Regions from separate parts of the Homo sapiens genome. Here region 1 is linked to region 2. The links are chromatin loops, found by intact Hi-C in ENCODE. Cell type or tissue: PC-3. All regions are shown on one strand. Links, peaks and the distances in the headings refer to the core of each region. The heading gives the core; the rest is flanking DNA.

Region 1 (16,380 bases), core at 4,207-9,206, 49 kb after region 2:
AAGAAGAAAAAAGGCAATTTTTCTGCCCATTTGATCGATGTTCCATTTGACCTCTGTGATGCCCTCTTGCCATAACCTTTTAAATACCATCTGCTCTTTTTGTGAAGAGTGTGATGGGAAGGAGTCACTTCCAGACAGCAATTGATTATAAGAACATTAATCAAGGGCATGGATTATCTGTAGCATGACACTGTGTGCTGTAGTTAAGCAATCTGGCCTTCAGTATGATTGGAAAGACTAATCCTTATGTGAAAGCCTAAAACGGACTTAGCATCACATGTTTAAGCAGAGAAGAGCAAATAATGCGTGAACATCTATTGGAATCTGTGATAAATTTCAGCAATTTTAGGGCTAATTTGTTTACCCAGTCTAATGGGATTAGATTGATTATATGTGCTCCTAAAATGTTATACATATTTCATGCTTGTTCCAATCACAGAGGACAGAAAAAGCTAGACATTCTTTGCTTAGAACTTGAAAAAAATACATTTTCTAGTTACCTTGCCTAACACATACATCTGAATTTGACATTTGTTTTCCCCATTAATCGCTACAATCTACAATAGGCTTTAGCTCATACGGAAAAAATTCTAAAAATATTCTGTGTGTAAGGGAAAGAAACTTCTTTTTACTTTGGCTATAGATAATACTTAAAAATAAGGATTTTTAACTTCCATATACCTTTCTAGATGTGTAAAATTTATTTTATAACAGTCTATATTACCATTTGGTATTATACAGAAAGTCTGTATTAAATAGCAATGAGAAAGAATTACAAAGAAATGATAAATGTGTGAACATGTATATGTGTGTGTAGTAGGGTGAAGGCAGGAAAGGAAGGAGGAAAGAGAGACAGAATGGAGACAGGCTGTGTGTGTGTCTATGTCTGAACACTAAGCATTTCCTTACTGCCTTATCATGCCTGTCCAGAGTAGAGAAGTTTGTTATTTACGCTAAGAACTTCCAGGGGAAAAAAAATCAGATTATCACTGAAAGAGGGGAGGTAAGTTATCTCAGCAAATGAAACAGGAAAAAAAGTGATAGAACAGTGTGTTTTTTTGAGAGAATGTCCATTTAAACAATGAGAAAAAGAACATAACAACAACAAAAACTAAAGAAAATGCTACGAAATTATAACAACATTATTTTATTTATTTAAAGAATTTCAAAAAGGCATACTATTTGTCAATGATTATGGTATTTGAAGCCTCATACCAGCCTCAAATGCATAGATTCTTAACAAAATCATCACTGCCTAATCTAAACCTTACAAAACTAACAGTAGACCAGATGTTTTTATTTTAAAAAATCCAAGTTTCCCAGAATCTGACAATAAATAAAACCTTTCTCCATGGTAATGCTTTTTTTTTTTTCATCAGAATTACTACACACATAATAGTTAAAAGTCAAACAGTAGTAAAAGGGTAATAAATTATATCATGCATTGGTATCAGTTGCAAGATAAAAAACACAAATCTGGCTAACATAGGCAAAACAAAAATTTATGAGAAGGGTTTTAGGAAATTCACTGCATTGTTTGTGAAAGCTGGTGAGCCAGATGAAAAGAAATTCGGGAATCTAAGTATGAACAGAAAAAGGAACAACAGACAAGGTCAGTTGCTACATCAAAAAAGTCAGTTTAAACTAACATCATCTCCTTCTAATGCCAAGGACATTGCCCTTGGTGGGCAGAACTGCTACTTCCAATGGAAGCTACTTTCATGAGCAAATCCTAACCCATTTTGAGCTTAATTCCCATGCATGCGCTCTCGAAGCCAAAAGATAGGGAAAGAAGAAAGTATCCGGCCCCTCAACCTCAGTCCCGTGGCATACTCTGCCTCTTCTTTTCTTTTGGAAAAGGAATAGCTTTTGGAACTATTATTAGGCTATTTTATACTGTCTTGTATATCATCCTTATTTCTATCTGCTTTATTTTGGGGAAGATTTATTTGGCTTTGAATTATAGTGAGTTTTAAAAACCCTTATAGATACTTTATAATTTTTTTTAAAAATTCTAATTTTTTTTGTTGTTGTTCTCTTTTGCAGGCCTTTTGTTCAGAGCACTTTGTTCTTATTAGCATCTCTCCATCCTCTAACATGGGCAATGGATGATAGAGTGGTGTTTATCACCTTGTCAACTTTCTGTAGGTGATTGGCTACACCTACAGAAGGCCAATGTATTAAAGAATCCTGAAAATGTCAGTATATGCAGATCTTTTATGTAGGTATATTCTTTTACTTCCATGATGGACTCTACAATCTTCAACACTTGGGATTATTGCTCTACCTGCAGGAATTCTAAGGGAAGGGCAAGGCCAGTTGGCTGGGCAACATTCTATTGTGTGATGGGACAGGTTTTCAGCCTTCTTCCGTGACCATCTACCTTTTTACGTGCTCAGAAATTCATACTGTTGTTATTCAATGTCTCCGAAAATAAACCATTGTTCTGCCTGAAAGAATAGTTAATACATTGTGCAGAAATGTACTCAATACTCCTGTTTCTAGATGTTTCATCTCATCTTTATCTTTTGCAGTCCCTGGCACCTGTATGCCCTGATTTTCTCAGGGATTCTTCAAGAGTATTTGGCTTGTTTCACATGGTTGTTTCATGCTGTAGATCCTTTAGGTTTCTGCTTACTGCTGGTACAGCTAAGAAGCTCCATATTACTTCATTCGCTCATAAAAGATTTGTATAATCTCTTTTTCACTGATATCCCTTCTCAATATATTTTTATCTTTGATGGTCAGTGAGTAGCCTTGCTTAATTAAAATAAGCTGTTTAAAAAGATTATGTTCATACATGTATGGGCAAGTTTAAAGGAAACATCAAGTGCTCCAGGGCTAGCAACAGCTGGAAAAGTTTATCATTCAAAAATAGTGCTGACTAGAATAATGGAGCTCAAAAGAGGTCCACATCCTAATCCCTGGAACATTTTGTCTTACAGGTCAAAATGGATATTGCATGTGTGATTTATTTACAGACTGTAGAATGAAGGAGATTATCCTGGATTACCCAGGTGTGTCTAATCTAATCACATAGAGCCTTAATAGCCGACAAGTTTTCCTGGCCACAGTCAGAGGGAGAGGCAACTATGGAAGAATGTTCATAGAGATGAAACATTGCAGGTTTTGGAGATGGAAAAGGGAGCCATGAGACTCTAGAAGCTAAAACAGGCAAGGAAATGCATTTTTGCATAGAACCTCCAGAAGGGAATGCAACACTATTGACACCTTGATCCTGGGGCAGTGAAGTTAAGTGTCAGACATGGGATCTACAGGATTACATGCTAACACACTTGTGTCATTTAAAGCCACTACGTTTGTGGTTGTTTGTTACAGCAGCAAAAGAAAACTAATACAAGAACAGAATGAGCAAAGCAAAGGAGAAATTGGCAGAATCCAGAAGAACTACCTGCATCGCTAATAGAGAACTTTCCCACAGAATCTGTGGCATTCACTGAACTTGCTAACTCACAGAGACGTAATATGAATGAGGTTTTGGAAAAAATACCCAACTTCAGTCTTCCTCAGTCCAATTTATTTAAGTCCCTCCAATTGCTAGAAAAAAAAAGAGAATCAAAAGGCAAAAGATGTAATTCACAAATCATATAAAAAGTGGAGTGTAGATATGGAAAAATATCTGGCATATATTTTGTGCTTTTTTTCTTTACTATTGTTTTTAATGCAGTCTCACAAAGCAGAAAAGATGGATGTGTTGTCAGTATTACATTCAGTATTACAAACACTACTTGTATCTTGAAAACATAAACAAATGTGTTAATCTATAATATGTTGTTATAATATATCTAATAATATTAAATATATTAATATCTAATATAATAATATTAAATATAATATTTAATAATTACATTATATTAAATATTATTATATTTAATAATATTATATTAAATATTATTATATTTAATAATATTATATTAAATATTATTATATTTAATAATATTATTAAATATTATTATATTTAATAATATTATATTAAATATTATTATATATAATAATATTATATTAAATATTATTATATATAATAATATTATATTAAATATTATTATATTTAATAATATTATATTAAATATTATTATATTTAATAATATTATATTAAATATTATTATATTTAATAATATTATATTAAATATTATTATATTTAATATTATATTATATAATATCTAATATCTAATAATCTAATAATATCAAATATTATCAATATGATATATCAAAATATGCTAAAAATTATTAGATGTAATATTTAATAATATAATATCTACTGAACACTTTTGCTTGCCAGACATTCCTGCAAGTGCTTTCTATCTATCCATTAACTGAATGTTCAACACGGACTTTAGAGGGAGATACTATCCTTATTATTCCTCTTTTGTTGCTTTGTCGTTATTTTTTAGAAGAAGAAATTCAGACAAAGAAAGTAAAATAACTTGTGAGCAAGTGGCACAGTCAAGATTTAAACCCAGGTAATCTGGTTCCAGAGTTCTTGCATGTTGCAGTGTTTTATGCTGAAATGCTAAATCAATATTCTATATTAAATAAATTATATGTGATGATTTATTTATTCTATGTTTCATAATAGAAAAGAAAAAGGAAATTAAAGTTCTTTTCTAAAGACAATAAAAGTTAGAGAAAAGTTTCCTTTAGCCTTCTTTGCCTTGACTATTATTTTCCCGTCTTTTAGCATTTGCTTTGTGTGGGTGTGCTTCTAATTACCAAAAGGTAATTATTTTACCTAAAGCTCTTAAGCAGAGCGAATCAGCCAGGGATGTTTATTGACTTCCCCTGGGTGTAAAGCACTGTACCAGAAACTATGAGATTAGTGAAAGAGAAAAGTCCTCACAGATAAGTAAACAAACAATTACAAAGCAAAGTGATAAGTACAATGAGTACAGAGAGTTAGAAAAAGGACGCTTTACTCATTTGGAAGCCTGGAATAGTCAAGGTAGACTTGCAGGAGATGGTGACCACAGGGGTGAGGGACTTGATGACTTTCCCCAGAGAAAGTGGCTAAGGCAAGGGTTAGGGAAAAGCTTTTCCGGAAGGGAAAATGCTATGTTAAAGGAGAAGGGGATCAAGGACACCACTACCTGGAGACTAATAATAGTCCCATTTGATTGAAGCATGGAGATATTGAAATGGCATTCAGTGATTTCTGTAACCGCTCAAAGTCTGAACATGGGGCCTGATATTTCCGATAATAACCAATAGAAACTTAAACCGAATCTAGAAAAGCATTTTGTTGAGCAAGATGTATGTTCTGTCTCTGTCTCTATTTCAGGTCCTCTATTCAGTCTTTGCAACTTGGCATGTCCTCTCTTCTCACTAAGTAGCATTTGACCATCTATCATAGAGAAACAGGTAACAGACAGCAGCAATAGCTGCCCTTTATTTTTAAGAACTTTTATTTTTCCAGATTGAGCTAAATTAGATTTTACATAAAGTATTCATGTCCATCTATTCTATCCTCTTCTAGTAAGCTTTCTGTGCCTATTAACCTTTCTGTCTGTGCTGTTGTAGCATTAATGTCAGTAATACCAAGTGACAATATCAAGCAATTTAACGATCGACATATAATGCAAAATTATATTTAGTTGCTCATTTTTGTTCTTTCAATTTTTTTTTTTCAGTCATTTACTTGCACTTGCACTTGTCTTATGAGCAGGGTTGTCAGCAGCTTGGTCTCTCTTTTAGTTTTTGCTTGAATTACTTTAACATCCTGGAGGCTTCTTCAGTACTAAGATGGTTATGCTCACGGTTGGCTTAGGAGGAAACTCAGTAAGAGCAGTCCATTTTTATTGCTTCTGGTGCCAAATGGCATCACACTTTTAAGTCTGATCATGCAGAGCCTGTTTGCCTGAGCTTCAGGGATATTCCTGTTAGTTTGCATTATGCCAGCCAGCATATGATCCAGTCAGATTTAAAACATCCCTTGGCTAATGTCCAGGTGTATATTCATCTATTTCCAAAGCACCACCACTATATTAGGGTGGGTGCGTCCAGCAGCTTTCCTCCCCACAAATTTCCTAAATTCTAGCCCTGTTTATGGTTTATCAGTCCAGAGGGCCTTAACAAAGAAAGTGCAGTCTACATTCAAATTGGTCCATTGATTTTACTGCAGATAGGGGTAGATGGCCACTGTGGGCCATATGTAGGTTAGCCATTGTGACAACTCTCTAAGCTAGGGTTTGTCAAACACAGCACTGTCAATATTTTGGACTGGATAATTCTTTTTCGAGTGAGGCTGTTGTGTGCACTGTAGATCTTTCCTGGCCTCTACGTACTGGATGCCAGTAATATCATGCTAAAGGGAAATTATTCTTAAACATTGTATTTTTAGAAATGCACTCGGTGCTTGTTAAAAACAGCAATAAAGATGTGACTTAAGGATACTGCAATAGAGGCTAAGACTATTACAATAGAGAAGAGAGATTGAACAAAACTCTGATTACTCTGAAGATAGCTGGAGATTTATAGCTAACGACCAGAGTGAGGAGATTAGTAGACAGAAACATACTAATAATCAATCAATTGATTAGATATCAAAGATAGTGGAATTTTTATCAAAGAAACTTAACGGGAATCTTGTTAAAGGCAGGCCAAGACTTAGATATGAATGGTAGGGGATGAGGAATTTGTTCAGACGTCAAGGTGGGGGCAGGGAGGTGATTCACTAAGCTGACTCAGTAGGATCCTTTTACCACATTGAGTTAACAGGCCAAGCACATAGAACACCAAGGTCAAGTTCTAGTTGAAAAGAAAGCTCAGGGGAGCCTGACTAATGTTTGCTGAAGAAGGGAGTCTTTGTCAAGCCACCCGACTGGAAGTGGTGACAATAACACAATTTCCAGACATTGCCGAATGTTTCTTGTGGGGGACAAAATTATGTCGTTGAAAACAACTGTTCTAAAAGATTGTGTTAGATGTTTTTGTGCCCACAATTTCACTACCCTAGAGTTAGGCTTTATTTCTCTCTATAAGCTAAACAGGAACATAGACTTTCAAAATTATACAGAGAAACTAAAGGCAGTGGATGCCAGCTGTTTGACATGCTCCCACTCTCATTTCATAGGAGAGATTTTGGAGTCATAACCTTTTGTTGTTGTTGTTTTTGGTAATTTTATATTAAAAAGCAGCATTACTGGATATTTGTCATTGATTATTTTGGTGAGTTTTGCTTGTTTGCTCTTCCAATAGTGGCCAAAACTTAAGGGAATTTTAAAGGAGAAAAGAAAATATTAATTTAATTTATAAATTATGTTGTTAAAAACTACTTCCTTCCCAAGGAGACATTATATTTATGCCCTTGATATCTCTCTGGTGGACCTGTTGAAGAAATTCTCAGAAAGTACAATAAGAGGAAAAAATCTGATGTGACTGTTAAAATTTTCACATTTTAATTGCTTGTGTGTGTTACTTATTTTAATGATCTACATACCTGTGGCTGTGTTCTAATATATATTTGTCCTTTGTTCAGAGAATATTAAAACTCATCAATTCTAATAGGATAGGCACCACTTGCTATAACTTCTACAATTACTATTTCTAGAAAAGAAACATATCTTATAAAATATACTTTGATTAACACTGTAATTAGATATTGAATATACTAGAAAACATATATCATATGAACAGATTTTTAAACAGGATAGAGAATTAATTTAAAAGCAGAAGCACTGAGCAGTTATAACAAACTACAAATGTATTAATCTATTCTTTCAGTCTTCATTTAACATCTAATATTCAATAAAATGCTTTGTAGTTTTCTTCGGCCTAAATGGCTGCTTTGGTTTTATATTTTCACCAGGGTAAACTTAAGATACATTAATTTGGAAAGCATGATTTACCTTGGTTTATAATATGTATTGCAATTTGCAGTTTTATCTGACAGTAACTTGCGCTGCACTTAATCTTATCCCGGTTAATTATCATATATTTGGATGGAGAATGTAGAATCACTATAGATGTTAATTAAAAGATGAGTTAAGATAAAAACCAGAAGAAACAAAACTCATGATTTGACTTTACAAGTGTCTTTCAAAATAACATTTTTAAGTATTAGGTAATTAATTGCACTGCAGACGGATGGCAAAAGTACTCAAAAAAACAATTTTTAAAATAAAATGCAAAATGGATTTTGAAATAGCCTATTTATGAGCAAATGCTGTAACTGATTAAAATGAATTAAAATTGTATTAAACAGGCAAGATTGTTCTCATTTTAAGGTATCTAGTCATCACGTTTGCATTTTAGTAAGGTTAATTTGATTTTCCATTAGATTTTTCTACACTTTAATTTCCTATTTGGAAGTAACAACAAAAGTCCAGAATGAGTGTGGCATTATATTACTCAAGAGTTAAACAATGTACTTCCACCTACAGTGGCTGGATAGTAACAGAATCACTAGAAATTTCACATTTAAAGCCGTCCAGGGGTAATATTTTATTTATAAATCCTGGGCAATAATATAAAATAAAACATAATTGTATCTGCTTATAAAATTTGCTGAAGTGGCAATTTAGTATTTCTGTCCTCTCATCTAAGTAATACAAGAGTACATACAGGTAACACAGAATGTTACCAGGTTGCTCATTAAAATATGTGTTATTTTGAGAGGGAGAGCCACTGCATATGCAATGGAGAATGACAGTTCAATATTGATTTTTTTTTTTCTTTTAAGGTCTCATGAATGTATTCTACAACCGTTTTTATGTGTGGCTAACAGCACTCCTTCTCTCAATAAGGAGCTTTGTGCAAGTTGTGTATATCTCCAATTACCCTGTCCTAAAATATATTCAGTAGTTTTTATATGACATAGATCATCTAAGAAACCCCAATATTCCAAGGATGACAAAGATGTAACAACTCAGACACATACACAACAATTACTTCAACTAATGATAGTGGTAAGTGTATATTTTGTTTTTGTGGTTTAAATAATTCACTAGGATTGTCACATGTTTTGATTTTAGTTGAAACAGAGCTAGTGACATTACTTTGCCATATGTTACAGCCACATAGCTGGGCAGGATCACAGATTGATTTGGATTCTTTATTTCTTATGATATAACCAATGTTAGGGAAAATTATGCTGGGAATATGACATTTTTCTAAGTTAACTTCTCAAAAGCTTCTTAGCAAAAAATCTAGGTTGAGCTTAGGAGTATTTGTTCAGTTAGTTCACCTACTCTATTAATGCTTCCTTTTTTAAATTAAATTTCTTCATTTCCTTTTTGAATATAATGTTTTCCAGTGATTCAGAAACCAAAAAAGGGACAAGGTAAAAATCTTTCTCTTAATATCTTGTCCATATTCCATTTCCCATACCTTGCCCTCAACATAACTACTGTTAGTGGTGTTTATATGCTTTCTATAACATTTTAATATATGTAAATGCAAAAACTGATACTTTACTTTTCTAGCATTTTATTTTTACTCCTACCACCGTATCCTTTGGTTCTGCATTCCTGGATTCAAACAACTGTGAATTGAAAATATTTGGAAAATAAAAATGGCTGATTGCATCTGTACTGCACATATGCACGCTTTTTTTAACCTTGTCATTATCCCCTAAACAATACAGTATAAACAACAATTTAAATATCATTTACATTGTATTAGGTATTATAAGTAATCTAGAGATAATGTAAAATATATAGGAGGATTTGCCTAGTTATATGCAAATATGAAGTCATTTTTTATAAGGGACTTGAGCATCTGTAAATTTTGGTGTCATGAAGATCCTGGAACCAAACTCTCAAAAATATCAAGGAACAACTATATAACATTATCTATACCCTTTTGTCCTTTATAATTTAATAATGTATTTTGGAGATCTTTAACAGCACATAAAATATTCCTCCTATGCTTTTATCATTATTTGGATATACAGAGTTTATGTATTTAGGTTGTTTCCAATCTTAACGGATTACAAAACAATGAACTAAGTAAACTTGACAATATCTCATTTGGTAAATGCATGCCATATGGATAAATTCCTAAATGCTTTGTAAAATTTTTTCTTTGAAAATATTAGATGAAGGTTTGGAGAAATATAAAGTTCTTGATGATATTATTTTCTTTCACTGAGGATATCTCTTCCATGTTGTTTCACCTTCTTCTAACCTTAAATATTGTGGGGGAAAAAAAAAGCCCCAGTTGAACTAATTTCCCTCCCTCAAAGAAACATGATTTCTTTTTTCAACCACATGGTCTTCCCCTTTAATTTGTAGATTTATTTCTAATTGTACTTATTTGTTACTATGAAACATTTTTAAATTCTGTTCTACTCCACTGTTTTGTCTCATCTCTTTATAGTCTCCAATTATACCTACGCTATATATGTTTTCTACCTTCTAAATCTATCGTTTATTCTCTTTTTTAACTAATGCTTTTTAAAACTTCCATTTCCTTGAGCTTCTTTTTCTGTTTTCTACTCACTATGTGCACTACTGTGTTTTCTACAGAACCTTTATCCTTGTGCTCCTTCCAAGTTTGTCTTCACTGCTTTGATGTTATGGTTAATTTTGCCTGTTTTTTCTCAATTCCATCTCTATACCCATTTTGTCACCCCCATCTTTCATATCCTCCTGTCCTTGATTCTTTAAATTTCTATGTTGTTGCCTTTTTGATCAAAGTGATTTGTTTACTATTTGTGTTAATTCATGAGAAAATAATGAACAAAATTTGTATTTTCTTTCCAGCAGTATTTTTTCTGGTCACCTTATCTGTTGGTTCATTTGTATGTTCTTTATCTTCTTTTAGTTTTACTTATGTTTCTTTTAATTTTATTTACTTTTCTTTATTATATTATTTTAACATTATGTATGTTAAATATCCCCTGTCAAGCTATTTTTATTCATTTCCTTTATATAGGAAGTGTTCTAGTAATCTATTGGGCAGGGAAATTTTTATGTATCAAAGACTCACTCTACCTCTGGTGCCACAGTGACTGACAGATTTTTGTGTCTCATTGCACAAATCCGTGTCCTGAGCAAAATCACTTTCAGAAGAGCTTCCTCTGCCATTTCCACTCACCCCAGTTCTCATATTTCTTTTTGAAGAAAGAAATGTACATTTAGAAAATTTATTTTTTCTGTTATTTTCTGTAATAATGCCACCCCTCCAGTCCCTGCTGTTATTATTTACGCCTCTCTGTGTTCTCTTATATAGCTTTTGCCAAATAATAAATATTTTGGTGGGATTTTTCACATAACTTGGAATCTCAAGATTAATCTGTTTCCTATTTCATGAAAAACTGACTTTGGAAGTTCTTTTTCTTGTTATGATTATTGTTGTCTTTGTTTTAAAGAATTTTCATTAAAAGAGGGAAAATACTGACATACATAGCCATGTTTATGCTTGAAATTCAACCTAAATTTATATTCTAAATTTTCTCTTATTCTCAGACCTGTAATTCCCTCTTTCCAACATTACATGTCCTCACTTTAAATGGATATTTTCACAGGCTACTTCACAAAAGAAACTCAAACCACCATCAGACTGGATACACACAGATTCTAGTTATTATAACTAGACATCAAAATACCTACATCTAAGTTTTCACAATCGTCATTTAAGAACAATGACTACCATCCATGCAACCTTCTTGCATCAAATATATTATCAATTTTTTTCTGTAATGTGCATATCCAACCTTTCACTTTCTATTGCAGCCTTTCATTTAGCATTTAATTCCATTTTCTATCCAGCTATTATGCAGCTTTTCTTGCCCTTCAGAATCAAATTCCAAAGGAATATTCTACATATTCTCTCTTTCTCTCACTCCAGTCTGGCTTCCACTCAAAGTACCTATATCTCATCACTGATCCTTTCTCTGTGTGTGTGTGTGTGTGTATGTGTGTGTGTGTGTGTGTCTGTGTCTGTATACACACATAGAGTCATGTGTTACTTAACAGAAGTAGATTCTGAACAATGAGTTCTTAGGTCATGTAGTCATTGTGTAAAATTCATAGTGTATTTACACAACTCCAAATAGTATAGCATGCTATACATCTAGGTTATACGGTATAGCCTATTGCTCACAGGCTACAAATCTGTACAGCATGTTATTGCACTGAATGCTGTAGGCAATTGTAACACAATGGCAAGAATTTGTGTATTTAAACATGTGTATCTAAACCTAAGCATAGAAAAGATACAGTGAAAGTAAGTTGCAATAGACTAAAAAAAAAAATGATACACCTATATACAGCACTCACCACGAATGGAGCTTTCAGGACTGAAAGTTGCTCTGGGTGAGTCAGTAAGTGAGTGGTGAGTGAATGTGAAGGCCTAGGTCATTAGTGTACACCACTGCAGACCATATCAACACTGCACACTTAGGTTACACTAGATTTATTTTTTAAATTTATTTTTTACATGATAAATTCATCTTAGCTGTCACTTTTTTATTTTAGAAATGTCTATTTTTTAACTTTTTGACTCTGTAATAACACAATATCAAACACAAACACAACGTACAGCTATGCAAAGATATTAGCTTCCACTATATCTTTATTCCACAAGCTTTTTTCTACTTTCTAAGTCATTACAGTTTTTTAAAGATATTTTGTTGTTGAAAACCAAAACGTGAACCCACACAGTAACCTAGGCCAACAGGAAATTAGGATCATCAATATCACTGTCCTTTACCTCCACATCTTGTCCCACTGGAAGGTTTTCAGGAGCAATAAGACCCATGGAGATGTCGCCTCCTACAATAACAATACCTTCTTCAGGAATACCTCCTAAAGGACCTGCCCAAAGCTCATTGACAGGTAACTTTGCTTCTATAAGTAGAAGGAGTACGCTCTAAACTAACTATAAAAAGTATAGTATAATAAATACATAAACCAGTTAGATAATAGTTTATTACCATTATCAATGATTATGTACTGTACATAATTATATGTGCTAGACTTTTACGTGACTGGCAGCACATTAGGTTTGTTTACACCAGCCTCATCACAAACATGAGTAATGTGTTGCACTACAAATTTATGACAGCTATGATATCAGAAGGTGACAGGAACTCTCCCGCTCCATTACAATCCCCTGGTACCACTAGCATATATGTCATTCATTACTCAAGCAAATGTCCCTTATATACCACATGACTGTATATATACAATCTGGGTGTGTGTGTGTGTGTGTGTGTGTGTGTGTGTGTGTATATATATACACAGAAAGAGAGAGAGAGTAAGTGAGAGAAAAAGTTAGGGCTAGTAAGCCCAAAGTTTTGAGGATAGACCAGTAGCGATGCAACTTTTGAGAAACGGTTAATGCTGCAGTATTCAGGCAGAATTTCTTCTTCCTCAAGAAAACCTCAGTGTTTGCCTCCAAGTGAGTCTTTTAACTGATTTGTTGAGGTTCATCCACATGATTGAGAATAATCTCCTTTATTAAGAGTCAGCTAATGGGGTTTTAATGATATCTACAAAATACCTTCACAGCAACAATTAGATTAGTGTTTCATTTAATAAGAAGATACTAGTCTGGCCACATTTGCACATAAAACTATCACACTACCGAAAGAACTTTTGATTGTATCTTAATCCATTTTGGCTGCTATCACCAAATACCATCAGTTGGGTAGCTCACAAACTACAGACATTGATTTCTCAAAATTCTAAAGGCTGGGTGGTCTTCAGATCAAGTGCTGACAGATTTTGTGTCTGGGAAAGGTTCACATTCCGATTCATTGAATGACGCCTTCTCACTGTGTCCTCCCATGGTGGAAGGGATAGGTGAGCTACCTTGGGCCTATTTTATAGAAGTACTAATCCAATTCATGAAGGCTCTACCCTTATGTCCTAATTACCTCTCAATAGGCCCTACCTCTTAATACCATCAAATTAGGGGTTAGAATTTCAATTTATGAATTTTAGGCAGACACAAAGATTAAGACCATATAAGATTGCTTTATTAATAACCTCAATACCTCTAAATTTCTTAATTCAATTAGGATTTTTCCACGTTTTTCTTGCATAATCTCAAAGCATTATTCAGTTCTGTTAATCACTCTTTCTTTCCAGCAATGTTCTTTCATTTTATTTTCATGAAGCTATAGTACCCTCTTTGTTGCTGTTTTGGTTATGTCTTTTTTTTTTTTATGCTTGTTTGTTGTTTGTGAACCTATTTTGCTATAGTGTCTTACCTCTCTATTGTATTTGTTCAATTTATTATTTTCCACCATTTTTTTTTTTCTTTCTGAGATGGAGTTTCGCTCTTGTTGCTCAGGCTGGAGTGCAATGGCATGATCTCGGCTCACTGCAATCTCTGCCTCCCGGGTTCAAGCAATTCTCCTGCCTCAGCTTCCGGGGTACCTGGGATTGCAGGCATGCGCCACCACGCCCAGCTATTTCTGTATTTTTAGTAGCATGATCAACCATGTTGGTCAGGCTGGTCTTGAACTCCTTACCTCAGGTGATCCTCCCACCTCTGCCTCCCAAAGTGCTGAGATTACAGGCGTGAGCCACCCCACCCGGCCCATCAATTATTTTTAAGGTAGAGTTTCTCAAGACCAGGTACTAGACATTAATCTCCTTTCTTTTCCCTTTTGATTAAATCTTACCCACATCCATATTGTATAATTTCATCTTTATACAAATTACTCACCTATTTATATACTCGGGCCAAATATTTTCTTTCAGTTCCATGCGTATATCTATGTTAACGTAAAAGTGCCTAAAATTTAATGTGTATAAAACTAAATTTGTATTTTCCTGACTATCCTTTGCTTGCCTAACACCTTTTTTCCTCAAAAATTATCAAATATACAAGACAAATCTTTGAAAATTCCATGTCTTTCAACTGCCAAATAAATTATAGCACCAAATTTTATTCATTTTATTTTCTACAATATGTCTCAAATTTATCACCTCCTCAGCATTTCTCCAGATAGCATTCAAGTCCAAACCACGATCACCTCTCCTATGCACTACTGCTCTTCCCTTTTCGCTAATTCCCAGGTTAACTGTCACCATCTCTAATCTTCTCTCTACTCTGCAATCAGAAGTGGTGCTTACATATGCAATCAGATTACACCACTTAACTGCAAAAACACGATCCTTGTAGGACAAAGACTAACATAGTTTAAAATTTCCTAAATTCGGTCTTACTTAACTGACTCTGAGTCCAAAAGAACCACGGGACCCAATAATGGTGTAGGCAACTCAGTCCTAGGCAGAAGGACTAAGAACCAGGAGAAGTGAAGAGGTAAGTTCTGAATCCAAAGGCCCAAGAAACAGGAGCTTCGATGTCCAAAGGGAGGAGAAAAGGGAAGTCTCCTAGCCAAGAAGAGAGAAAAAAATCCAGTCTTCCCTCTGCTTTTTTGTTCTATTCAGCTTTCTACACATTGAATAATGTCTGCTCACACTGGTAGTGGTGGTGGAAGAAAAAACTTCTTTACTCAGTCTACTGATTAAAATACTAATGTCTTCTGGAAATATCCTCACAGACATAAAAGAAATAATGTTCTGTTGTTGTTGTGTAAATTGAAGGGCTGCAAATGTGATTTTGTTACATAGTGGTAAGTCTGGGCTTCCAGTGTAACCATTACCTGAATAATGTACATTGTACCCATTAAGTCATTTCTCATCCCTCCCACCCTTCCAAGTCATCAATGACTATTACTCCACACTACGTTCATGTTTACACATTCTTTAGCCCCCACTTATAAGTAAGAATATGTGGTATTTGACTTGCTGTTTCTGTGCTGTTTCATTTAAGATAATGGCCTCTAATTCCATCCATGTTGCTGCAAAAGACATGATTTAATTTCTTAAAAATGACTGTATAGTATTCAATTGTGTATGTACATATATTACATGCATCTATATTACATATGTAACAAATGTATATATAACTATATATGTAAAATATATTATATATATATCAAATCATATAGTTTGTTTCCATATATTTGCTATCATGAATAGATATCTGCACTCCTATTTTTATCAGGGTAATAATGTTTCATCAGTTTTCTGGGTACCCTTGAACCCAGTCAAGTTGACATATAAGTTTAACCACCACATTCATTTTATTGACTGCTAGAAAAGTATGTTCCATGATGTACAACCTGCTAATATGAGTATGTCTAGGGTCAAAATTGAGGAATTAAAGAGGTTGTTTGTACTAAAATAAGAGCATCTAACTCTTTCACATGTGTTTTCACTACATAATGTTGTCAGAACTGCCCTTACCTCCTTATGTTAAACAAAATGAGAATACATCCTTAGCATCCAAGAGTGTTAAAATGGCTTACCAAATCATCTCAGAAGCTTCAGAACTTATGTTTTAGGATAAAACACCCTAATATAATTTATATAGGGAAACACAAAACAAAAAAATGAAGTATTA
Region 2 (16,380 bases), core at 4,895-9,894:
AAGGTACTTGCAGCTTTAAATAAAATGATTAAGAAAACATTACTCATTTATATGACTCATTTAAAGTAAGTTTAAATACTTTTCATGTGTAAAATTCTCTTACAACTATGACAATTTTGAAAATATAGGTACTGAAAAACATAGTATCCATATTTAATAGAGTGTAATTTAATGTGTTTGTGGAAAGCAAAACTTGCCTCATGGATTTAATATACAAAAAGAACCCTAGGAAATCCCATGGTTCAACATTTTATCACCTGTGAGAACATCAAGAGCCAAAGATTAATGAAAAGCCCATGTTCAAATAGTCTGTTAATTTAAAAGCTAGAGTGATGTAAACTTCAAAAACTTACTTCATTATTTTCTTGTACAAGCATACTCAGACTTTTATGAAATAAATTATTATTTGTTATGATGGTGAATCTTAAAATACTGTCCTTTTTCTTTGAGTTTAGCAATAAATGATTCTCCGTAGATATTTCTAAGTACCTATGTCAAGATAGCCATCTACACAAAGATCAAAGCAAATAAAAAATCCTACAATTAAAACATAATCTTCTTAGAAGCACTTTGTTGTTACTTTATCTCATTATACACAAAAATCCACAGAAAGAAAGAAAGATCTTTATTTGATATTAAATTGTATGACACAAGAAAAATTCTTGCCAGTTAAAATATGTCTTACAGAAACGAAGTGTATTATACATGCCAAATATCAATGTTGCTACAATCTTTTCTTGTTTTGACCTTTCTGCATCATTACAGTTTGAAATATGGTTGAAAAGTTACTGGAGGGGAACTCAGTTTGTCTGGGGATCAATGTAGATTAATGTCACACAATAAAATATGCAATGTTTTAATTTTTCTGACCTAGTATTTATTTTGGAGAGATTTATTTAAAGCTGTCTTCTTCTTTCCTCACCATTTCTAACGTGTGTTACAGTTTTCAGATAAATTAAAGCTTTTAAATAAAAGCTTTTAAATAAGACAGAATCGCCCAGACATTGAGATTTTTTCAGATCTTGATTGAAATTTGAAGTTCCTGTCCTTAATAGACTATCAGGAGTTTGTGGCTGAGCACCATTCCAAATCTGAAATCTGATGGCAGGCAGGGTATTGACATTGATTGAAATTCTTCTCAGCTGAACATTTAATTCCTTGAGGCATCTGAGGACATCCACTAGGTCAGCTCATTTATCTGTTCTTATTGTAACACAAGTTCTGTTAAGAAATTATATATTTGCCTTTATTTCATCAGTCAGGACATAATGAAACTTACCAGACCATTGAATGAGAGTTAAAGCCCCCTAAAGTTAGAGAAGCAATAAATAAGCTAAGATCTATGACTCAAGGAATAACTGAAATGCACTTTTCTTCTCTGAAAACTTCTACATTTTAGATAAGTGTTATAGTTTCTGAAAGTAAGTGTAGTTTTGCTCTTTTTAACTCTTTTGCATTATCACTATTGAAATGCATAGCTCTAACCACCAAAATGACTTCCCAGACCGGGTAGAAAAACATGCTTGGTCACAATATCTTGAAATCTATCATAGATATTATGCCAGTCTTCTATAAGCTTAAGTTGAATATGTTGTTAGTAATGTAACAAATGAGAATATATGTTTTAGGTTGAAGGACCTAGTTTAAATCTGTTATATGTTAGCAAAAATTAAAAGCATCCTGTAAACCAGGTTTCTTATGTGGCAGGAAATGAGTTATTTTATCTTTCACATTAAAAACTTTATATATTAATATCATAACATTATGAACTTTAAACATTATAAACTACACCAGTGTAATGATTTTAGGATTCTACAATGTTTTCTTTCTCCAGGTACATTCTCTACTGAGTTTTCATTACAAAATCTGCCATTCCTATTAGCATACACTTTCAAATCCTAGGTTAACTCCTAACCTCTGCAGGTTAGAAAGAAAATTTGAGCAGGACGTGGTGGCTCAAACCTGTAACCCCAGCACTTTGGGAGGCCGAGGCAGGTGGATCACAGGGTCAGGAGATCGAGACCATCCTGGCTAAGACAGTGAAACCCCGTCTCTACTAAAAATACAAAAAAATTAGCTGGGCATGGTGGCAGGCGCCTGTAGTCCCAGCTACTCGGGAGGCTGAGGCAGGAGACAGGAGAATGGCGTAAACCCAGGAGGTGGAGCTTGCAGTGAGCCGAGATTGCGCCACTGCACTCCAGCCTGGGCAACAGAGCGAGACTCTGTCTCACAAAAGAAAAAAAAAAAAGAAAGAAAATTTGGTCGTTCCATTGAAAGCCACTATTAAATAGGGATGTTTCCCATTTTAGATGAGAGTTAAAGATAATGGGTCTTTGATATTATAGCAGTGATCCTAGATTAATTTATTACATAAGTTAGTTGAGGCATTGTTAAAAAAGTAAAAATCACCTTAAAGAAATGAGAAACTGAATATTTATTTGGAATAAAAGAGAAAATATTTGGGTGGTTGTATTGTATATGGTAACAGAAAGAAAGTATTCAGCATATATATATTTTTCTGAGAGATGAAGATAAAAGAAAGAATGTGGAAACTAGAAAAACACTTCACTACATCTTTTAACTGTTGAGGATATCTCTAAAGTTAAGAAATCTGGAAGTTAGGAATGTCTGCATCTTATGGTTCGCATTCTAGTTAGACTCTTCAGTGTTCCACTTGGGCTCTGTCATCACAAAACTACAGAAAATAGACACATTTTCCTATATTGGTCTATTTCCCCAATATTTCTTAACTGGTATATTGGAATAATGTGAATATTAGTCTCAGAGATAAGCAAATCTAAATTTTTGGTTAATTGTTATGAGAAATTAAAATGCTGTCTTGAAATTATGAGATCTATAGTAGCATATTATTACCACTTATTTATTTTAATTTTACTGCATGCTTTTTTTTTTTTTTTTTTTGAGACAGAGTCTTGCTCTGTCGCACAGGCTGGAGTGCAGTGGCGCGATCTCGGCTCACTGCAAGGTCCGCCTCCTGGGTTCACGCCATTCTCCTGCCTCAGCCTCCTGAGTAGCTGGGACTACAGGCGCCCGCCACCAAGCCCGGCTAATATTTTTTGTATTTTTAGTAGAGACGGGGTTTCACCGTGTTAGCCAGGATGGTCTTGATCTCCTGACCTCGTGATCCGCCCACCTCGGCCTCCCAAAGTGCTGGGATTACAGGCGTGAGCCACTGCACCTGGTCTGCAGGCTTTTTAAACATTTGGATGCATTTAAAATTGTACCCTTGCTTATAAATCAGTCAAGTAGTATTTATTGAGTGCTTACTCTTTGGTTCCAAGCTTAATCATTCAGCTTCACATTCAATCATATTTATAATTTATCATCACATGTAATATCCCATGTCTGTATGAAAAATTATAGGCAGTTTCTTGATATATTTACATATCAATCCCAATAGCAGTACCACTAAGTTTCTAATGTCATTACGAACAAGTTAAAATATGATCACAGAATTCTCTCTAATATATTTTTCTATTTTGTTGTTGAAAAAGTTTATGAACTAGTCTAGCTTAAGATTCATTTTCTGATTTAAGTGACACGTAACATCTGCAATGAGAACACATTTCAAGAAATTAATATATTAGAAGTGCCTACCTTTAACTTGTACTGCATTTGATACCCATCTAACTAAACTTGTTTGAATTTGCTTTTTCAAATACAGCTTAACAACTTCAAATTAAGCATTTGATTTTATGCTTTGGTGAACAGTGACTCTTTGCCAAGTAGTAAATGATAGCAGACACATACAGCAACATTTTTTTTTTTCTGTTTCAAAATATCGTAAACAGACTTAGGGGATTTCTTTTTCTGTCCATAATGGAATAATAACGACCCAGATTTACATCCCTTATAAACAATGAGAAAACTGGACAAACTATATGTAACGATAGTTTTCATACATTGGACAACAGACAGAGGGTGACTGTAAACCCTGAGAAAAGAAAAACAATGTGAGCGCAATGATCAGCTTGACTTTACAGCTGCAGAAAAAACTGGATGGAGGGAGGAGAGAGAGAAAGCTTAGAAGAGCCTAGAGGCATTGCTGAATTGAAAGCTCAGAAATTGTAATCTGAGAAGGTTGATGAAGTTAAGTTGTGGGACAGAGTTCAATAAGGGAGAGAGAGACCACAGAAAGAGTTCCAGATATTTAAATAGGCACTGACTTACCTAATTAAGACTCTTTGCTGAGTACTAGGCTACTCACATGTAGCAAGAAATTCAACTAGGCCAGGCAAAAATCTACAAAGAAGTTGTAAGATAAACAATTCTCTGAGTTAAAAAAAAAAAAAAAATTACTGCATGCTTTTTTTTTTTTTTTTTTTTTTGAGACGGAATCTCGCTCTGTTGCCCAGGCTGGAGTGCAGTGGCATGATCTTGGCTCACTGCAAGCTGAGTGAATCCTCAAGAAGAGGATTCATTAGACACCACAATGGGTAAAATTTTCGTGGTAAAACGGAAACATTCCTGAAGTGAAAACAAATCTAGGTTTTTCAGAGCAAAGCTAAAAGTAAACCTGAAAGTAATCATACTGACCCACAAGTAACCTAACTGCAGGTTAAACAAAGCCTAACACTCTAAAAGAGAAAACTGAGTCCAGATGGTCAAACTATAACAGTTACAGTGTCCATCATCTTATCAAAAAAATTAATTAAGTGTGCAAAGCAATAGAAAAATGTAGCCTGCAAATAAAGGGTCAACACTTTGCAAAGGCTTGAGTTCACTACTAAAACCACATGTAAGGCTGTATAATCCATAAATGATTATACAGTTTATATCATTAATGAATAATTATTCTAAGTAATTCATAACTATCAGAAAAATATCACAAGAGGGAGTATTTTTAATAAAGAGGAAAATGAAAACAAAATACATCAAAATTTGTGAAGCAGCTTAGAACAGGCCTTGAAGTTAATGTGTAGGTTTAATTATATGCATAGAAAAGATAAAGTTCTAAAATCAATAATCTAAAAAACAAATAAATTATCTACTTTTCCCTATAAGTGGAAGAAAGAAAAATATAAATGGGGACAAATGTTAATAAAGTAGCAAACCAAAAATATAGAAATGTAAAAATATTTCTAATTAAGAAAAATTATACAATTCTAGCTATCATGGTCAAGATATAAATCAGGAGGGCATAAATTACTAATAACTACAATGAAAAAAGAACAATAACTGTACATACTAGATAAATTAGTGTAATAAATCAGGTTTACAATAAAAATCTTCCTGACAACAAATTCTAAAACTTCATAATAGAACATTTCTCTCAATAGAAAAAAATTACCAAAATTAACTGAAGAATAATTGGAAAAAAAAATTGTTTCCTATCAGTTAGATAAACTGCTCTGTAATTAGTAACTTTACCTACAAAGAAAGCTTCATGCCAAAGTGGCTTTATTTTTTAATTCTATCAAGCATTTGAGAAAGACCTAACACCAAGCAAACTTTTTTAAGAACACAGAGGCAGGAGCACATACTACACATTTTATTAGGTCAGCCTTAGCCTAATGTCAAAACCAAGCAAAGGTGACAGAAGAAATGACATTTACAGCCTTTATCACTCATAGATATAGGTACCAAAACCCTTAAGAAAACATTAACAGAGGGAGTCTAGGAGTAAATGCATAGAGTAACTTATTATGACAAAATGATTGATTTTAGTAATGGATGGTCTTCAACACTCGGAGGTCAAGCAACATAATTCACCATATCATCAGACTGAAACCAGGCAATTTCGATAACTAAAAAAAAATGACAAAAGTAAACATTCATTTATTATGGAGAACTTTTAGTAAACTGTAAATAGAAGTTAATTTTCTCAGTCTCATAAAAGGCATCTATAAAAATTTATAGCTAAAATTATGTTTAATGACTAATGTTAAAAGTTTTCCCTGAAAGATAAGGAATAAGGCAGGTTTGTACATTTGCACTGACACTATACTAAATATACTAGCTATTAAAATAAGGCAAGACAAAGTAAAAAGCTCCATTTATTCACAGATGACATGAATGTGCGCATAAAAATTCATAGAGAATCCACAAAAAAGTTACTAAAATGAATAAGTAAGTTGATAAATATTGTAGGATATTAAATTAATATCTAAAAATGTATGGTATATCTATGTACCACCAATACATATGTAGAAATTTACATTTTAATTTACCATTTGCAATAAATTTTAAAAATGCAATATGCAATATTTGAATACAGATTTGAAAAATATATGAAAAATCTAACTATTATAATGTTCAGACATTGACAGAGAGATTAAAAGAAACCTAAATAGAGACAGACTGTGTTCATAAACCAGAATCCTTAATGTTGTAAAGATTACAATTCTCCTTCAATTATTCCAGAGATTTATTGTATTCTCAATCAAAATTACACCTGTTTTTCTTCAAAAATTGACCCTCTTCTTCTAAAATTTATATGGACAGAAAAAATTACCTAGAATGACCTAAATGATCTCAAGTCATTTGACAATATTGATGTGGAGAAATAGGAACAGTTTTACACTGTTGGTGGGACTGTAAACTAGTTCAACCATTGTGGAAGTCAGTGTGGCAATCCCTCAGGGATCTAGAACTAGAAATACCATTTGACCCAGCCATCCCATTTCTGGGTATATACCCAAAGGATTATAAATCATGCTGCTATAAAGACACATGCACACGTATGTTTACTGCGGCACTATTCACAATAGCAAAGACTTGGAACCAACCCAAATGTCCAACAACGATAGACTGGATTAAGAAAATGTGGCACATATACACCATGGAATACTATGCAGCCATAAAAATGATGCGTTCATGTCCTTTGTAGGGACATGGATGAAACTGGAAACCATCATTCTCAGCAAACTATCACAAGGACAAAAAACCAAACACCGCATGTTCTTACTCAATGGTGGGAATTGAACAATGAGAACACATGGACACAGGAAGGGGAACATCACAATCCGGGGCCTGTTGTGGGGTGGGGGGAGGGGGGAGGGATAGCATTAGGAGATATACCTATTGCTAAATGACGAGTTAATGGGTGCAGCACACCAGCATGGCACATGTATACATATGTAACTAACCTGCACATTGTGCACATGTACCCTAAAACTTAAAGTGTAATAATAATAAAAAAATAAAAAAGAGAATTAACAGTACAAAAACCAATAATAATGGAAGAAAAAATTATCAGTTGGAGCTTTTTGAAAATTAAAATTTCTACATTTTTCTGATACCTAAAAAAAATAAATAAAAAAGAAGAAAAACTTGAATTACCTGTTTTCAAGACTTACAATTAAGCTACAGTGATCAAACTAGAGGATACTGGCATCAGGATAGTCATAGATAATATAACCAAAGAGTTTAGAAATATTCTTCCATATCTATAGTCAACTGATTTTCAACTAGTGTGCCAAGATAATTCAAAAAGAAAGACTAGCTATTTCAACAAATAATGGTGGGAAAATAGCGATCTGTGTGGGAAAAAAAATAACCTTGATCTTACTACATTTTACTCAAAACAGACCTAAACATACAAGCTAAACCAACAAAAAACTTAATAGCAGAGAGGAAAGGAGCAAACCTTTATAACCTTTGCATAGCAAAGATTTCTCAGATGGAATTTAAAAAGTTCTAGCCTTTCACAAAAGTGAAATATTGTACTTTATCACAATTCAAACGTTACTCTTCAATAGGCACTATGAATTAATGAGAATGAAAATCAAGCCTCAGTCTTGAATACATTACTCATAATTCACACACACACACACACACACACACACACACACACACACACACACTTTTCCAGAGAAACAGAACCAATAGGATGGGTACACATGCATACACATGCACACCCAGATTTATTGTAAGAAATTGACTCACATGATCATGAAGGATTGGTAAATTTGGTAGACTGCCCAAGAAAGAGTAATAGTTCATGTCCAAAGGCAATCTGCTAGCAGAATTTCTTCTGTTCAGGGAGTTCAGTCTTTGTTCTGCTAACTTCAACTAATTGAATGAGGTCCACCCACATTATGGAGGATAATATACTTTACTCAAAATAAATTTCACAGATATAAATGTTAATCTCATCCAAAAATACCTCAAAGAAACACCCAGCATAATATTTTAGCAAATATCTGGAAACCATTTTCCAGCCAAGTTAACACATATAATTAACCTTTACAACATATATCTGACAAAGGACTTTAATCTAGAATATGCAGGAAACTTTGAAACTCAATAATAAGACATACAACTGAATGCTCAAATGAGTAAACATTTAAATGCCACATCCACTTAGAATATACAGGAATGGCCAGCATACACATTAACAAATGCTTAAAATCATTATTCTTCAGGAAGCGTAAATTAAAACCACAACTAGATACCAACACACAATCGACTACACATTTAGAACGCTTAAAAATTAAAGACTGAGAATACCAAAGGATGACAAAGATGTGGAACAACTAGAATTCCCGTATGTTGCTGATGACAGTAAAAAATTGTATGACTACTTTAATATACATTCTAAAAGTTAGCATAAACTTAAACAAATGGGCCAGCTCTTTCACTCCTAGCTGAAGTAGAACATGTGCTCAGAAAGGTCTAATATCCAGAATCTATAAGAAACTTGAACATATCAACAAGCAAAAGACAAAAAATCCAATTTAAAAAATGGGCAGAGGACATCAACAGATACTTCCCCGAAGAAGATATGTAAGCAGCCAACAAATATATAAGAAAAATTGTTCAACATCACTAATCATCAGAGACTGTAAATCAAAACCATGATGAAATACCATCTCACATCAGTAAAAATGACAATTATTAAAAAGTCCTCTGAGGAAAAGGAATACTTATACACTGTTGGTGAGAATGCAAACTACTTTGGCCACTGTGGAAAGCAGTTTGGAGATTTCTCAAAAAACTTAAATTACACCTACCATTTGATCCAAAAATGTCACTACTGGTTTTATACTCATAGGAAAATAATTAATTCCTTCAAAAAGACACATGCACCCATATACTCACTGCAGTGCTATTCACAATAGCAAAGACATGGAATCAACCTTGGTGTGCATCAACAGTAGATTGGAAAAAGAAAATGTGGTACAATATACGCCATGGAATACTACACAGCCATCAAAAGAATGAGATCATGTCCTTTGCAGCAACATGGATGAAGGTGAGGCTGTTATCATAAGCAAAGTAAAGCAAGAACAGAAAACTAAAAACAACCTGTTCTCACTTGTAAGTTGGAGCTAAACACTGAATACATGTAGACATGAAGATGGGAACGATACACACAGTACCACTAGATGGGGGAGGAAGCGATGGGAGGTGTGGGCTGAAGAACCACCTGTTGGGTATTTTGCTTACTGCCTGGGTGATGGGCAGAGGCCCCAGGCCTCAGTATCACATAATTGACCCATGTAACAAACATGCATGTGAGCTCTTTATAATAAAAGTTGAAATTACTAAAAAATAGAATTACTCACAAAAGTTCATATCAGCTTTACTCCTAATAAACAATCTAAATGTCCATCAACAGGTGAATTAATAAATAAATAAAGGATAATATATTTACACAATGAAATATCATTTACCAATAAAAAGAAATGAAATATTGACTCATGCAAAAACATGGATAACTCTTAAGATGTTAAACTCAGCTATAACAGTTCAGTTTAAAGAATACATAAAAGAGTACAATGTCATTTATATGTACTTCTAAAAAAACCAAACGGATTAAAAATAAACAAATGTAATCCATAGGAGAAGAAAGCTAGTGGGATCATTTCCTGGGCTGGGGGTGGTATGGGATCTTGACTAGGAAGGGACACAAGGTAATATTTTGGAATGATGGGAATATTCTATAATTCCCTTGTTGTGACAGTGATTGCCCTGATACATATGTTTATCAAAACTTCTCTATATATGTACTTAAAATCAAATGCATTTGATTTTACTTACAGAATATGGCAGTAAAATGGATTGAAAATAGATGAAAGGAAATACAGAATTACCAAAATTGCATGATTTTTATTATCAAAATTGCGACATTGAAAGCGTGGAGAAACTTATAGGAGAGAAAATGTATTTTAAACATTTATAAAACCTTTTGTTCAACAGCAATTATTTAAAAAACAAAAAAAACAAAAGAACCAAAGCAGGATTTAGGAAAGAATCCTTATGGAGGTGGGGCTAAGATGGGGAAATGAGTGAGGAACAAACAGACATCAAGCTTGGAGATTTGCTAGTTTGAAAGTTATTCCCAGAGCAAATTGGATTCCAAAACAGCAGAGCTTTATTTTCTTAAGGACAAGAAAAACTGAAACAACTCTTTCTAGCTCGTATGAGGCTACAAGCAGAGTTGACTATGAAAGAGAGCCCATTTTCTCAGATAATTACATCTGTGATGGGAAGTGAATGGATAGCGAAATAGGTTTTTGTAGTTTTGGTTTTATGTCAACATTGTTCATAGTAGCTGACACACAGTTTATATATTCTACATAGCTTGGTGAAAAGGAAGTGTTGGATAGTGTATTTCAAAGAATGGATATTAAAGTAGTACATCCATAGCATTGTATAAACAAGAAAAAAATACATATAGCCTCTTGAAGGTTTGATGAAAAATGATAGAATTTTTCACTATTGCTTTCTAAAATGACAGACACATTAGCTCTTTCAGATGTTACAGTTATATATGTTACAAATGCAGAGTGTAAAAATTTCCTGAAAATCGATCCAATGTTTCTGAACGCATTTAGCCGAAGAATGAGGACTAGTCTTAGAAAACGCCCCTAAGGCAGCTTCCTGAAGTCTCAGAGCTTGCTGGAGGCAGGAATTGGTGTGCTGGACGTTACACTCTGTTCTAAAAATCATTAAAGTTCACTTTCAAATTATATCTCTTTAACAATAGCCCAAGTAGCTTAACAAAGATGGTTACGGTACAGTCAGCCTCATGCATCATAGGACTTCAAGAGTTGTTTGTCTGTCTTCTGTTCCCCCTTAGTGATACCTCATGGAAGAACCATAGAGTTTCCTATAAAACCTGTGTTCCTGTTCATGGCTTTGCTCCTTTCATGGAATGTAACAATGCTCAGATCAGAGACCCTATTCAGACAACAGAGTAATGGATATTACACAGATACTGAAGGTCGTTTTGGTTATGATTTTACAAATGAGACGCCATTTTAGGTAGCTTTAAGGTTAAATATTTTAAGATATATGTTTCATTTATAGTAATCTTGTTCAAAGTCTGTTCCTGCGTATACCATTTATATTTCAAGGCTTTGGAAAGATAACCATAACTCGGTAAGCATGATTGTGTTTTACGATCTGTGACTACGATAGCATTTAACCGTAAAAATCGCGGTGCATTGTTTAATGCAAATGACTCCTAAGAGGGTTTCTTTTCGTACTCCTGATTTATGATCCTAAAGCCAAGATAAATGTCCTGCCTTAACATTTTATTACACTCATACTCGTGTATGATCTTGTCTGAGGAAGCAATACGAATTATGAAAAAAAGCGTACAGGACAGATAATTTCATGCTCTACTGATATAGAAGGTCAGTATCTACTTTAGTGAGTCTGACAATATTTTGACTTTAGACTCAAACGCAATAATGTAACTTTCCTAGTGGTAAACACCTATAACTTAGATCATTTGTTTCTTATCATTATTTGTAAGGATATCCCTATAACTTTCTCTATAACTTAGATAATTTGTTTCTTATCCTAATTTGTAAGCTACTTACCATTAATATTACATGATTATAAATTAAATTTTATTACATACATGAAAATTTACAGGAAATAATTTTTTCTTCTACATATTAAATTTCTACTTATCCTTATTTTGTGTGTGGTTATGTTTTTCCTCTTTTCTTCTTCCCACTTCTCCACCCCATTCTCTTTTTCCTTTGACTCCAGCAACTAGAGTTTTGTCATATGAAGTAATATAAGCCAACTCACACCAATCATGATTAAATGTAACCTAACACTGTATTGATTTTTCTGATGTCTGTTTCCTGTGTTGCCACTTTGATTGTGTGGCGAGCTCTACATGTTTTACCAAAGCAATTTAAACTGAGTTACTCCTTTTCAAATACTTTCTCAATATTTAATTTCTCTTAAGTCATATCCACTCCATATTTATGAATTAAGGGATTTCTATATTTTTTTACAACAGTGGATGTTCCAGTGGCTTTTTATAATGGGTAGCTTTTCAAAATAAGTTATTGTGTTATAGTGTACAGTATACACGATTTGCAAATCCAGAATGACATTGGTTTAAATTCCAGATATCGACATACATTTACATAAAGGATTATCAGTATTTAATATATTTACATACACATAGATACATATTCAAATGAATATGTAAATAAATATGATAAAAACATAGAGTGAATGTCATATGTATACTACACAACATAAGAAATAGAACATTACCAACAACTTTGGTGTATCTTGTTTATATCTCCTCACACTCACAGAAAACCATCCTTAAATTTGTGCTTGCCATTCCTTTACCTAATACCCCTAAGCAATATACAGACATTATACAGAATCGATTTTGCCTGTTTTTGAAATTTTATTATGTTAAATTATACTTGTGATATTTGATAACTTGCTCTTCCACTCAACATTATGCTCCCGAAAATCAGTCACATTGACGTGATTCTGGTTCACTTATTTTTTACTGCTCTTTAATATTTGATTGTATGAAAATTCCTTTATTTTTCTATTTTTGTTTATAAGTATTTGAGTTATTAGAGTATTTTGTATTGTAAAATGTTATGAGCATATTGAGCCATGTCTTCATACATACATATGTGTGTATATATACATATATGTTTATTATCTTTAGAGAAATTTTGCTCATATATATGAATAAAAATTTCTCTAAAGAAAATGCATTAGAGTGCCACTTCAGTTTTGCTGGTTGACTTCAAATCATTTTCTAAATTGATTTGCATTCATTTTACTGCCACCATAAAACACTAAGGCATTCTTTGGTCCATATCTTTACTAATGCTTAGTAATTCAAACACTTTAATTTCCTTCTGTTGAGGAAGTTTAAAATAGTATTTATGGCTTTAATTTTCAAATTCTTCTTAACAATGAGGTTGGGCAGAAAATAATTTTATTTTAAATTACTTTTGTTTGAGCCAAATTTACTTTTATTTTTCTAAAGTAACTTTTAATATCTACTATATTAGTGAAATATTCCATTTGAGTAACAAAATAGTTGGTGATGTAAAATGAGGAATAAAGGAATTTCATTTCTGGTTCATTTCTGTTAAAGAAAAAGGAAATTTTTCCATATTTTTTGAAAAAAACTAATTGGACACCTTCATAATAATTTAAACTAAATTGAATATTGGATTTACATTTTATTGTATCTTAAAATGCACATAGCAAAACCCACTGATTTCAATTTAATTAACATAGAAACCAAGATATGCTTTGTAAATTTTACAAGTAAAGCTGAATCCAGAGAAAAAACAATTTTTATGAACTTACTTTAAATGTCAGTTAGTAATTAAGAAAGAGCATCATAGAAAAGTCAAGTTACTACAATTTTCTATTAGGTATACTTTACAATCCTTTATCTTACTTATAATTTTTATTTTCCTTCATCCATTTAGCTTTAAACAAATATCCCACAGGTTCATTCCTCTAAACAAAGTCATTAATAGAAATTTCATTAAGTACTGCTTACTGTTTAATAGGTAATTTTTTTTATAATGCCAACTGTAATAAGGTTGACAATCAGCAAAATATGTGGCATATTAAAATGTTCGAAGGAAATGGGAATATGAGGGAAAATGCCATGATCTTGGGAACTTTGATTCAAAAGACAGTTTTTATAAACAAAAATGAAAAAAAAAAGCAAATGAAAATGTTGATAGATCCCAAAGTGCTACATCGTGTTTGTTAAGTCAAGAAAGTCCTATAATCATGTATAATAATATATCATTAAGTAACCTGATAAATTATAAAATTCAGTGTGTAGAAACTTGAATTTTAATAGAAAAATTACATCATGACATAAGAACAGTAATAATTTTAACTACTACTTCTTACTTCTATTAGATTTCTATTTTGGAAATCAAATTACCTCAACTTTTGGTGAGTTAAACAACAATATTAATATTTATTTTTTCACAGTTTGTATTAGTCAAAAATGTAGGATTGAACAGGGTTGTTTTGGCTTAAGTTCACTCATGAGTTGCAGGTAGATGTCAGACTTTGTTGCAGTTTACTTAAAAATTGAGTGGGCCTAGAGAATGTGCTTCCAACTGGGCTCATTCATGTAGCTTAGATAGCAAGCTGGTGCCAGCTATTGTTAGGGGTTGTTACTTATAGCATGAAATTCATTGCATTGTTTGCATGTCATCATAGCTAAATATCTGATTCATTCAGAGCTACTGATACATGGAAAGCACACTAGAAGCTGCAACAGATTTTATAATTGTGCTTCAGAAGTCACATAAATTCATTTATGTCATATTATATTGATTACATAGATTGATGCTGATACAGTGTGGGAGGGCCTTTCATAAATGTTTGAGGAACAGAAGTTGAGGCTCATTAGGAGCTATCTTGGAGGCTGGCTACTATATATATTTTCAAAGTTGCATGTATTAGTCAAAGTTTCCAGAGAAACAGACCAATAGGAGGTATGTATCTGTATCTATCTATCTATCTATCTATCTATCTATCTATCTATCTATCTATCTATGTATCTATATGAGAAGATTCATTATGGGAATTGGCTCATCGGTTTATGGAGGCTAAGAAGACTCATCATCTGCTGCCTACAAGCTGGAGAACCAGGAAACCCAGTGGTGTAATTCACTCTGAGTTCAAACCATGAACTCTGAACTCATGAACTCTGAACTCTGATGTCTGAAGGCAGAAGATAGATGTTCCAGTTCAAGAATATATATGAAGAGAGACAATTTGCCCTTTCTCCACCTTTTTGTTCTATTTTATCCCTTAACAGATTGGGGGTGAGGCCCCCCACATTGGTGAAGGTGGATCTTTTTTACTCAGTCTACTGATTCAAATGCTAAACTCTTCTGAAAACACTCACAGATACACCCAGAAATAATGTTTACCACCTCCTTGGCATCATTTAGCCTAGTATATTTGAAACAGCAAATTAACTGTCATCCTGTGTATTCTTTTATTTTTTTCTCACTTTATAGAGTAAACATTAAAAACAATAACAACAACAAAAACCACCTCTTACTATGGTCTTTGTTACTTTATGATTCTCTACTGTAATATGATTAACATATAGCCATGCACCATATAACATTTCCGTGAATGACAGATCACATACACATCCTTATATTGTAGTACTGTATTTCTACCGTACCTTTTCTATCTTCAGATATGTTTTGATACACAAATACTTACCATTGTATTATAATTGCCTACAGTATTCAGTACAGTAACTTGATGTACAGTAGGTGTATCGTCTAGGAACAATAGACTATACCATATGGCCTAGGTGTGTAGTAGGCTAAATTATCCAGGTTTGTGTAAGTACAATATGATGTTCCCACCACAACAAAATTGCCTAACGATGCATTTCTTCTAACATATCTCTGTCTTTAAGCAGTCCATGACAATAGTTTCAATGACTCAGAAAATTTTATGTTAAAATATGTTACTGTAGAATAGTAAACTGTACTATCAGTTATTTTTACACTAGCATGAGTTAAGGATATTACCTAAATGTTTGGTAATAAAAGAAAATTATCAAAGAAAATGTTGGAGTCTTCACATATATGATACGGAAATTAAGAGGAAATAAAGAATAACAGAGTTTGAATTCCATCCGTTCCACAAACTTGCTGTGCCCCACATTTATAGGTTACATTATTACACTTATATAAAGGGATACATAATGAAGAGAGATACTGAATGTCTCAATTATAATTTTAACATTACAAAAGTGTGGTTAATGCACAAGTATCTTTTTGAGTAAGTAGAATCCCACAACTACACCAAACATTTGTAAGTGCATTTATTATAAATATATCAGAAATTAAACCCAAAATACCCCAACTAGAAATCAAAATAGAATTTAAAAATGATGTTTAATATTATGTACCATCTGTCTTTTCTGGAAATCACTAAACTATATTTCTTTACTTGATTAAATTGACTTCAACTTATTTTACCAATTGAGCATTGGAATAAGCATGGTAACAATATTTCACATTTGTCTTGTGATTTATAATCTAAAGCTTATTTAGAAGCTATTTCAATAGTATGTTCTAGATCTTGCTCCTTTAAAATGAGAAAATACTTAGAACTATA

What was found. Hi-C counts contacts between places; a loop is a spot of excess contacts. Peaks named below come from ENCODE experiments on the same cell type or tissue, not always from the same donor. Only the 100,000 strongest peaks of a DNase experiment are listed, where the experiment ranks them.
Region 1: a loop joins it to region 2, with 2.2 times the contacts of the local background. A loop is called at or near these places in 2 of 110 quality-filtered maps.

What each region holds. Positions count from the first base shown.
Region 1 is chr3:80,223,311-80,239,690 of GRCh38, reverse strand. No RefSeq gene overlaps it. Among named protein-coding and RNA genes, the nearest start is that of ROBO1, 460 kb to the right of the region's middle. In PC-3, for the core only: no CTCF peak of the experiment used is centred there; DNase peaks (open chromatin) are centred at 5,900 and 6,720; H3K4me3 peaks cover 1,054 bases; H3K27ac peaks cover 2,201 bases.
Region 2 is chr3:80,273,321-80,289,700 of GRCh38, reverse strand. No RefSeq gene overlaps it. Among named protein-coding and RNA genes, the nearest start is that of LINC02050, 480 kb to the left of the region's middle. In PC-3, for the core only: no CTCF peak of the experiment used is centred there; no DNase peak of the experiment used is centred there.